2 separate regions of the Homo sapiens genome follow, and region 1 is linked to region 2. Evidence: read pairs that join two places in POLR2A ChIA-PET (ENCODE). Cell type or tissue: PC-9. All regions are shown on one strand. Each heading gives the region's core, and the rest is flanking DNA. Links, peaks and the distances in the headings are about the cores only.

Region 1 (4,382 bases), core at 148-4,147, 72 kb before region 2:
TCTGGGGCTTAAGCGATCCTCCCACCTCAGCCTCCCAAGTAGCTGGGACTACAGGTGTGCACCACCATGCCTGGCTAATTTTTGTATTTTTAGTAAAGACAGGGTTTTGCCATGTTGCCCAGGCTGGTATCAAACTCCTGAGCTCAGGTGATCCACCGTCCCCCACCCACCCCACTGCTCCCAGCCTCCCAAAGTGCTGGGATTACAGGCGTGAGCCACTGCACCCGGCCCAGCACTACACTTAATGTCTCTCGGCTCCTGCCAGGTCAAGAGGGTTCAGCTCTTAGGGCAATAACTACAAATGGGCACAAGGTGAAGCTGCTGCAGGAGCTAGGAGAGTTCCTCAAGGAGAGTTAAAAAAAAAAAAAAGGCAGATGCTAAGGCCAGAGCCTTGAGGACCAGGGCTTTGAGGGGTGGGCAGAGGGAGAGAAGGTCACTAAGGACCCACAGATGCCAACCTTGTGGTGTTCCGGAGGGCCTCTCTCTCTCAGTAGCTTTGGCTTTCTTGAGAGGAACCAGCTGCCCCAGCAGGGAGGCAGGAAGGCTGGCCTGTTGCCTGTCAGCTTCTATTTCTTCTAGATCACTGGCCCCCTGGCCCCTCCCAGGGCCGCCTTCTGCTCAGAACAGCCAGGGGCCTGGGCTCTGGGACCGTGAAAGGACAGGAGCACTTTGAGCTGGACCTGTGGTATTCTCAGGAGCCCTACATCCTTCAAAGCCAAAAAACTCTCTCCTTTCTCCAGTCCCGCCCATGTGGAGGACAGAGATGTTGCTGTAATAGGCAGGCAGGGAGCCAGGGCACCTGGAGTCTACTCTGACCTGCTGCATGAACTTTAGTAAGACCCTTTTCCTCTCCAGGCCTCAATTTGCCCATCCATAAAGTCAGGCTGGGCAGTTTACTTGGAAGAACAGCCTCTTGGCATTTCTTTTGATTTTCCCTCTTCTCTTCAGGAAGCATTTCTCTCAGCCAGTCTAGAAAACAACATAGAAGAGTGAGAGCTTATTGCAGTGAGAAAGAATATTGGCCGGGGCCCCATCTTGATACCCCAACATGGGTGATTTGAATTGCACTTAATATGCAGAGTCCCAGAACAACTCCTAAACATAGTCTCTTTAACTGTGCTGAAAATAAGGGTATTTGTGAAAAGCTTCTATGGAAAGGTTTCTGTACTCACAAGGTAGCAATATGGCTGAAGGGGCAGATTCCAGGTTTGGGAATAGCCAAACCGGGTCTTGATCTTGGGGTTCTGCCACTTACTAGCAGTATTACTTCACCTCTCTCCATCTCAATTTTCTGTTCAGGAGAATAGAGCCAGCGATACAAACTTGATGGGGTGCGTGGGGAGATTCTAGCAGAGGTGCACTGAGGGAGCCCAGCCTGGGGTTTGGCCCAGAGGAGGGACTGTGAGCTCTCCAGGCCGCTTCCTCGGAGGAGGAGTTCCCAGCCCTCCTGGAGGAGTAGGGGAAGGAGCAAAGTTTCCAGTTGCAATCTGGCCCGCAGCCCAGCTGGCCTGGCCCCGCCTTCTTGGTTCCTCCTTCTAGGGAAGGGCTGGGGAGGAGGGGGTGGTGACACGGTGGAGACACCGGCTAGGCCAGGGGGCCTGCCCTTGGGACAGGTCCAGACCCATGGAGCCCCCCGGGAGGAGCAGCAGGTAGGAACCTGGGCCCCGCAGCCTGGCCCCCTCCCTTCCTGCCCAGGCCTGGACCCAGTCCCTGGGCTACTGATTCAGCAGCCTCCTGGCTTCCTGGTTCCTGGCTCCCTTCTTGGACTCTGAGAGGCCTTTGGCCTGGGGGAGGGAGCCAGTTCAAGTGGGAGATCCCATGGGCATCCAGGTGCCCAGCTCTGGAAGGACCCTGGAACCCTGAGCAGCACAGCCTGTGGCCTGTGAGGGGTGAGCTTGGCTCCTACCCTGCTCTACTAGCCTTGTGTGCGAGGCACTGCAGGGCTCCAGGCTCGTGGCCTCTGAGATTCTAACACCAACATTCCAGCAGCCTAAGAGTCTCTGAGTCTCAGATTCAAAAGAGATAATGAGTCAAGGACTTGGGCTGGAGACTGGCACCTGAGAAGCAGTTGCCCTGATGATGATTAATCCAGAGCCTTCGATAAGAAGAGTCTCAGATTCAAAGATTCCCTGTAAGGTTCTGAGATTTGGACATCCTCAAATTCGCAGCTGGCCTGGCCCGCAGCCATGTCTCCTGGCTTTTACATGGGCTTTTGAATGGCCAGGCCCTGACCACAGTCTGCCTCTGTGGGCTTGTGGGGGACAGGGGCTGGCTGACCTGGAAGGGGTCGGCTCCACTCCCAGCTTGCTCTGGCTCCAGCTGACTGGCATACCTCTGGCATCTGCGCTGCACTGGGTAGGGCAGGGACCAGGCCCTCAGCCTCCCTGCCCTGCTGTACCTCCTCCTCCCCTTGGCCATTCTCCGGACTTTAATCGCAGGAGGCAGGAGGTGGAGGGGTCTTTGGACCCTGCACTAGGGGTGGTGGGGGCACAGCATCAGGGGTGGAGTGTGGGCCCCGCCTTGGGGTGGGGGGTAAAGCACTGGCCTTCAAAGCAAAAGACTCCTACCTGGAACCACCCCATCCTCTGCCTCACCCACTCAGCCCTGAGTCCCATCCTGTCACCAAGACCACTGAGACCTTGTCAGCCTCCTCCGCCCTCACCCTCCTCTGCTCTGGCGCTCTCTGCCTCTCTCTGGCTTCTCTCTGTGTCTTCTGTCTCGCCCTTTCTCTGTCTTCCTCTTTCTCTGTCTTTCTCCTTTTCTGTCTCTTTCGGTTTCTCTCTATCTCTCTCCCTCTCTTCCTTCAGTGTTCCCCTTACCCACCCACCTGGGTTCTCCCCCTTCTTTGGGCCCAGAGCTTCTCCTTCCTCCATCCCTTCCTCCCTTCCTGTGAGGGATCTTCTCTAAGGGGAGCCCCCATGCATCTTTCCCCCTTCTCTTTCATCCCCCCTTCCCCTCCCGTCCTCCCTACCCCTGTGGCGTCTGGTGTGAGGAGGGCTCCCTTCCCCCTTCCCTACTGTGGTGTCCCAGCGTCTCTGTGGCTGAGGTCCCCACGGAGTCACCTGGAACACAGGAGGCCCAGCCCGGCTCTTTCGTCTCTACTGCCCCCTGTTGTCGTTGTGTTCTGTATGTGGTTCGAGTGCCGTCCTCTCTTTCTTGACTTTGTGGTTTTTTTCTTTTTTTCTTCCTTCCTTCCTTCCTTCCTTCCTTCCTCCCTCCCTCCCTCCCTCCCTCCTTCCTTCCTTCCTCTCTCTCCATCTTCCTCCCTCTCTCCCTTCCTCTTTTCCTTTCTCCCTTATCTTCCTTCCTTTCCTCCCTCCCTGCCTCCCACGCCTCCTCTTCCATTTCCCATCCTCCATTCCTCCCAGCCTTCCCTTTTCCCCTCCCGCACTCACTCTCACCTTCTTGCCCCCATCGCCCACCCTGCCACTTCCCTCCCTCCCTGTCTCTCTCTCTGTCTCTCTCTGTCTCTTGCTGTCTCTCAGGTCCACAGCGTCTCATACTCTACACCAGTATTGCTGTCCTACTCAGGTCCTTGACTCCATGAAGCTTACCCCCTCAGGCAGGCTGGCAGAGAGCAGGTAAGAGCTAGACCCATCCCTCCCCCAATTCCTCCTCCTTCCAGACAAATATACAGTGTCATTGCCAGCCCCTCCCACCTCCCTGAGCCCCTGCTGTGCCTGTGGAATGGGTGTCCGAGTGTATGAGGAGAGTGCCTGGAAGATCAGGTCAGCAGACCAAAGAGGACATTTGGGATCTATCTAATTTGTCCTTCCTTAAAAAAATCCTTCCCTAGAGACCTGCCCCAAAAGGCCTGAGTGGTTGGTCCTAGACTATGTGATAATCCAGCTTTTTTAAAGGATGAATAGGAGTTTGCCAGTTGGATAGACTGAGGAAGGGCAGTTAGGCAGAGGGAACAATCTGCCCATATCTTTGCAGAATGTTATTTCTTTTTTTTTTTTCTGAGATGGAGTCTTGCTCTGTCGCCCAGACTAGAGTGCTGTGGTGCGATCTCGGCTCACTGCAGCCTCTGCCTCCTGGGTTCAAGCAATTCTCCTGCTTCAGCCTCCCGAGTAGCTGGGATAACAGGCATGCGCCACTACACCTGGCTGATTTTTGTATTTTTCTTTTAGTAGAGACGGGGTTTCACCATGTTGGCCAGGCTGGTCTCGAACTCCTGACCTCGTGATCCGCCCGCCTTGGCCTCCCAAAGTGTTGGGATTACAGGTGTGAGCCACCACACCCGGCTGGAAAACATTATTTCTAAGTTAATTAGAAAACCTATTTTATGTTTTCTAATTACAGCTCAATAAAAGGAAATATTAACAGCAGCAGCAAAAAGGCTAGGCCCTCCTCCCTATTTGAAAGTTTAAAAATACTTG
Region 2 (4,382 bases), core at 268-4,267:
AATTTGTTATAAAAATTAAATGAGAAGGTATATGAGATCCTGGCTCATCCATAAGTAGTGTTCAGGGAGTGGGGTTTGTATGCACAGGAGAAAATGAGGGCCTAGTTGTGCTTCCAAGAAAGGGTACATTTTGATCCAGAGCAGGATTTTTTTAACTTGCAGGTATTTTGGTAGGTGGATATATCGGTAAACTTCGTAGAAATTGAAGTGAATACAATTGAAATTTTGTGTGTATGCTTTTTGGTGGAGAGGTAGGGAGAAAACCTATATGTTTCTTAAGATGTTTCAAAAAAGTCTCTGACCTCAAAATTAAGGTTCCCTAGGCTAAAGAAAATGACTTAAGATCTCAGTTCCTTAGCATAACCCTCATGCCCTTTTTACAAATACCTGACCTGGCAGGAGTATGCTACCAGTGGTTGGAACCTAAATGTGATGCCGGTGTTGGAACAGTCTGTACTGTGCCACATCAATGCAGATATCTCTGGCATGAAGGTGCCCTGGCTCTACGTGGGCATGGTCTTCTCAGCCTTTTGCTGGCATATTGAGGATCACTGGAGTTACTCCATTAACTACCTCCACTGGTGAGTGGGACCCTGGGGAGCCAGGGAATCAAGTCAGTGTGGGCTCCCTGCATGACCAAGGTGTGATTTACTGTGTGTGTCCCTTTTCCACTTGTGCAGGGGTGAGCCGAAGACCTGGTATGGGGTGCCCTCACTTGCAGCAGAACATTTGGAAGAAGTGATGAAGAAGCTGACACCTGAACTATTTGATAGCCAGCCTGACCTCCTGCACCAACTTGTCACCCTCATGAATCCCAACACCCTCATGTCCCATGGTGTGCCAGTGAGTACCCAGGCAACAGGGACAAGCGGCAGGAGTGATTTAGTGATGTCCTTTGTGATGGTGGTGGTGGCGGTGGTTGTCATCTGTATTCTGCCCCTGGCCTTTCTTCATTGCTGTTCTTAATTGGGCTACGGGTTTGACTAGTCTAGTAGAGACCCAAAATAATAGTGATTAGATGCACCGTATGATGGTATGCCCTCTGGGCCATGTGTTTGACGGTAACAGCTAAGGGGTGGCTTATTATCACATCTACATTCCAGCCAGTGGAAGAGGGAAGTGGGGAAGTGCAGGGCTAGACAAATCTTTTAAAGGCACACATCATTTCCATTCACCTTCTGTTAGTAAAAACTTGGTCATATGACCACATCTAGCTGCAGGGAAAACTGGGAAATGTAATTCTTATTTTGGATGGTCAAGTACCACTTAAAACTGGAGGTCATGTTGTTATGACAGAAGACAAGAATGAATATCGAGGTACAACTAGCAGCCTCTGCCATACTTTGTATACTCTTACCCTTCTCAGAGCAGTGGATAGGTCTTTTTATTTAACAGGTCAAAAGTTGAACCCAGAGTTCTGGTCTATCCTCTGTGTACTTCTTTCTTACCCTTTAAAACATTTTGCTGGGTATACAACATGGCTTACCTGTGAGAGACTTTATATTCCTGGGAATTTCTAGCATTGATTAGCATCAGCCAGTTTTCTGGTGTGGATCTTAAAACAGCCTGATCACTAGTCCTGTAAGAACAGGAATTAGTAGATCCTCTATCTCTGCTTTAAGTATTATCCGGGGCTGCTACTCTTCCCTACACCCTTCCACGCTCTTTGGCCTTGGACACATTACCACTTACTCTAATGTATGAGATAGTCAATAAATACTGAATTAATGTCTCCTTCAGATATTCCTAGATATCTGTACAGTAGGGCTTTGGACTAGGTCAGTGGTTCTCACCTGCATTTCTTTTTGCCTTCTCCTTGTTTTGGTATACTATATGCCCCATGAGTAATATTTTTTTATTATAAAATTTAGTGATATTTAACCAAGGACTTGGGATATCTAGGGAATTGGACAGAAGGAGGTGTCCTATAACAGTTCAGGCAATCTTCCTCCACTCAGGGAGTTATCCTTTTCTCTCTCTACCTCACCCCATTTAAGGATGATGATCAAGGGCTTGAGTTCTGCTGCTTTACAAGTAGACATGGGGTCTGACTTTCCTTAGACTTCTCTCTTCCTGACCCATAGCACAGCATCAGTCCTTGTCTATAATGCCATGGAAAACTGTAAAAGAGGATTCTCTTGGCCAGGCACGGTGGCTCACGCCTGTAATCCCAGCACTTTGGGAGGCCAAGGCAGTCAGATCACTTGAGGTCAGGAGTTCAAAACCAGCTTGGCCGACACGGTGAAACCCCAGTCTCTACTAAAAATACAAAAATTAGCCAGGTATGGTGGCGCACGCCTGTAATCCCAGCTACTCAGGATCAGGAGGCAGGAGAATCGCTTGAACCCGGGAGGCAGAGGTTGCAGTGAGCCGAGATTGTACCACTGCACTCCAGCCTGGGCAACATAGTGAGACCCTGTCTCAAAAAAAAAAAAAAAAAAAAAAAAAAAAGAGCCGGGTGTGGTGGCTCATGCCTGTAATCCCAGCACTTTGGGAGGCTGAGGCGGCCGGATCACCTGAGGTCAGGAGTTCGAGACCAGCCTGGCCAACATGGTGAAACCTCGTCTCTAATAAAAATACAGAATTAGCCGGGCGTGGTGGCACGTGCCTGTAGTCCCAGCTACTGGGGAGGCTGAGGCGGGAGAATCACTTGAACCCAGGAGGCGGAGGTTGCAGTGAGCCGAGATCGTGCCATTGCATTCCAGCCTGGGCAACAGGTGGAGAGACTCCATTTCAAAAAAAAAAAAAAAAAAAAAAGGATTCTCTGAAGGATTTGGGTAGCTAAGAGGCATATATATATATATGTGTGTGTGTATATATATATATATATATATATATATGTATGTGTATATATATGTATATATACATATGCAGAAGGTCATGGAGCTGTTTAGTCCTTACCGCTTTTTAAAAAACTTTATCACAGAATCCAAAATACGTGCTTTTTGCTTACACCTCCACAGCATTTCTCCTGCTCGTGGCTCATCATCTTCTCTGGCCAGCTGCTACTTTACCACCCAGCCCTCTGTCTGCCCTGCCCTTCCTATAGGTAGTTCACAGCATCTCCAGGCCCTTTGGACTTGGCAGTATCCCCTTAATTCAAGTATCTGTGATTTTTATGTTCTCATGCTGGGAGACTGCAGTTTAGCCAGCTGGAGCTCCCCCAGAGGTATCTAGCTCCCTGCCCCCATCACCCCACCTTCCCCTTTGGTGGGAGAAGGCCATTTCTTTTTATAGATATGTAATGTAAGTATTATTTTCTTTTCTTTTTTTTTTTTTTTTTTTTTTGAGACAGAGTCTCGCTCTGTCACCCAGGCTGGAGGCTGGAGTGCAGTGGCACGATCTCGGCTCACGATCTCAGCTCACTGCAACCTCCTCCTCCCGAGTTCAAGTGATTACCCGGCCTCAGCCTCCCGAGTAGGTGGGATTACAGTTGCCCGCCACCACGCCCAGCTAATTTTTGTATTTTTAGTAGAGACGGGGTTTCACCATGTTGGCCAGGATGGTCTCGAACTCCTGACCTCAGGTGATCCACCCGCCTTGGCCTCCCAAAGTGCTAGGATTACAGGCGTGAGCCACCGCGCCCGGGCCTATTTTCATTATAAAATAAACATGTCCTCTTTCCAGAAGATGGAAAACAGAAAGTTCGCCCCTATTCTCTCCACTGTAAACATCTAAGCATTGTTATGTTTCCATCTGTTATATTTTTCTATGTAAAATTTGACATAGCAATAATTAGTGTATGGTTTTTATAATCAATTTGGTAAGTTTATTGGTCTAGAACTGCACTGTCCAATTTGGTAGCCACTAGCTACATGTGGCTGTTGAGCACTTGAAATGTAGCTAGTCCTCACTGAAATGTGCCAAAAGTATAAAATGCATGTTGGCTTTCAAGACTTAGTACGAAACAAAAGAATGCAAAGTATCTCACTTAATACTTTTGTGTGCCAATTACACATAGAAATGGTAATATTGTGGATATGTTAAGTTAAATAAAATATATTTAACTTAATTTTACCTGTTTCTTTTTGCCTTTTTAATGTGGCTACTAAAGATTTTTTTTTTTTTTTTTTTTTTTGGAGAAGGAGTCTCACTCTTGTTGCCCAGGCTGGAGTGCAGTGACGTGATCTCAGCTCACTGCAACCTCCGCCTCCCGGGTTCAAGCGATTCTCCTGTCTCAGCCTCCCAAGTAGCTAGGACTACAGGCATGAGCCACTGTGCCTGGCTAATTTTTGTGTATTTTTAGTAGAGATGGGGTTTCACCATGTTGGCCAGGCTGGTCTCGAACTCCTGACCTCAGGTGATCCTCCTGCCTCGGCCTCCCAAAGTGCTGGGATTACAGGCATGAGCCACTGTGCTTGATTTTTTTTTTTTTTTTTTTT

What was found. ChIA-PET counts read pairs that join two places held together with the same protein. Peaks named below come from ENCODE experiments on the same cell type or tissue, not always from the same donor. Only the 100,000 strongest peaks of a DNase experiment are listed, where the experiment ranks them.
Region 1: POLR2A ChIA-PET joins it to region 2 with 15 read pairs; 4 of 35 experiments call an interaction of 5 or more read pairs at or near these places.

The regions. Positions count from the first base shown.
Region 1 is chrX:53,278,763-53,283,144 of GRCh38, reverse strand. All of the region lies in intron 2 of IQSEC2 (IQ motif and Sec7 domain ArfGEF 2), which reads left to right. Among named protein-coding and RNA genes, the nearest start is that of IQSEC2, 40 kb to the left of the region's middle. RefSeq lists an enhancer at 1,130-1,957 and a silencer at 2,878-3,077. In PC-9, for the core only: no CTCF peak of the experiment used is centred there; DNase peaks (open chromatin) are centred at 1,454 and 2,024; H3K4me3 peaks cover 1,822 bases; H3K27ac peaks cover 1,586 bases.
Region 2 is chrX:53,206,875-53,211,256 of GRCh38, reverse strand. KDM5C (lysine demethylase 5C) reads left to right here. Exons shown (of 26, transcript NM_004187.5): 11 at 400-581; 12 at 681-843. Among named protein-coding and RNA genes, the nearest start is that of MIR6894, 10 kb to the right of the region's middle. In PC-9, for the core only: no CTCF peak of the experiment used is centred there; no DNase peak of the experiment used is centred there.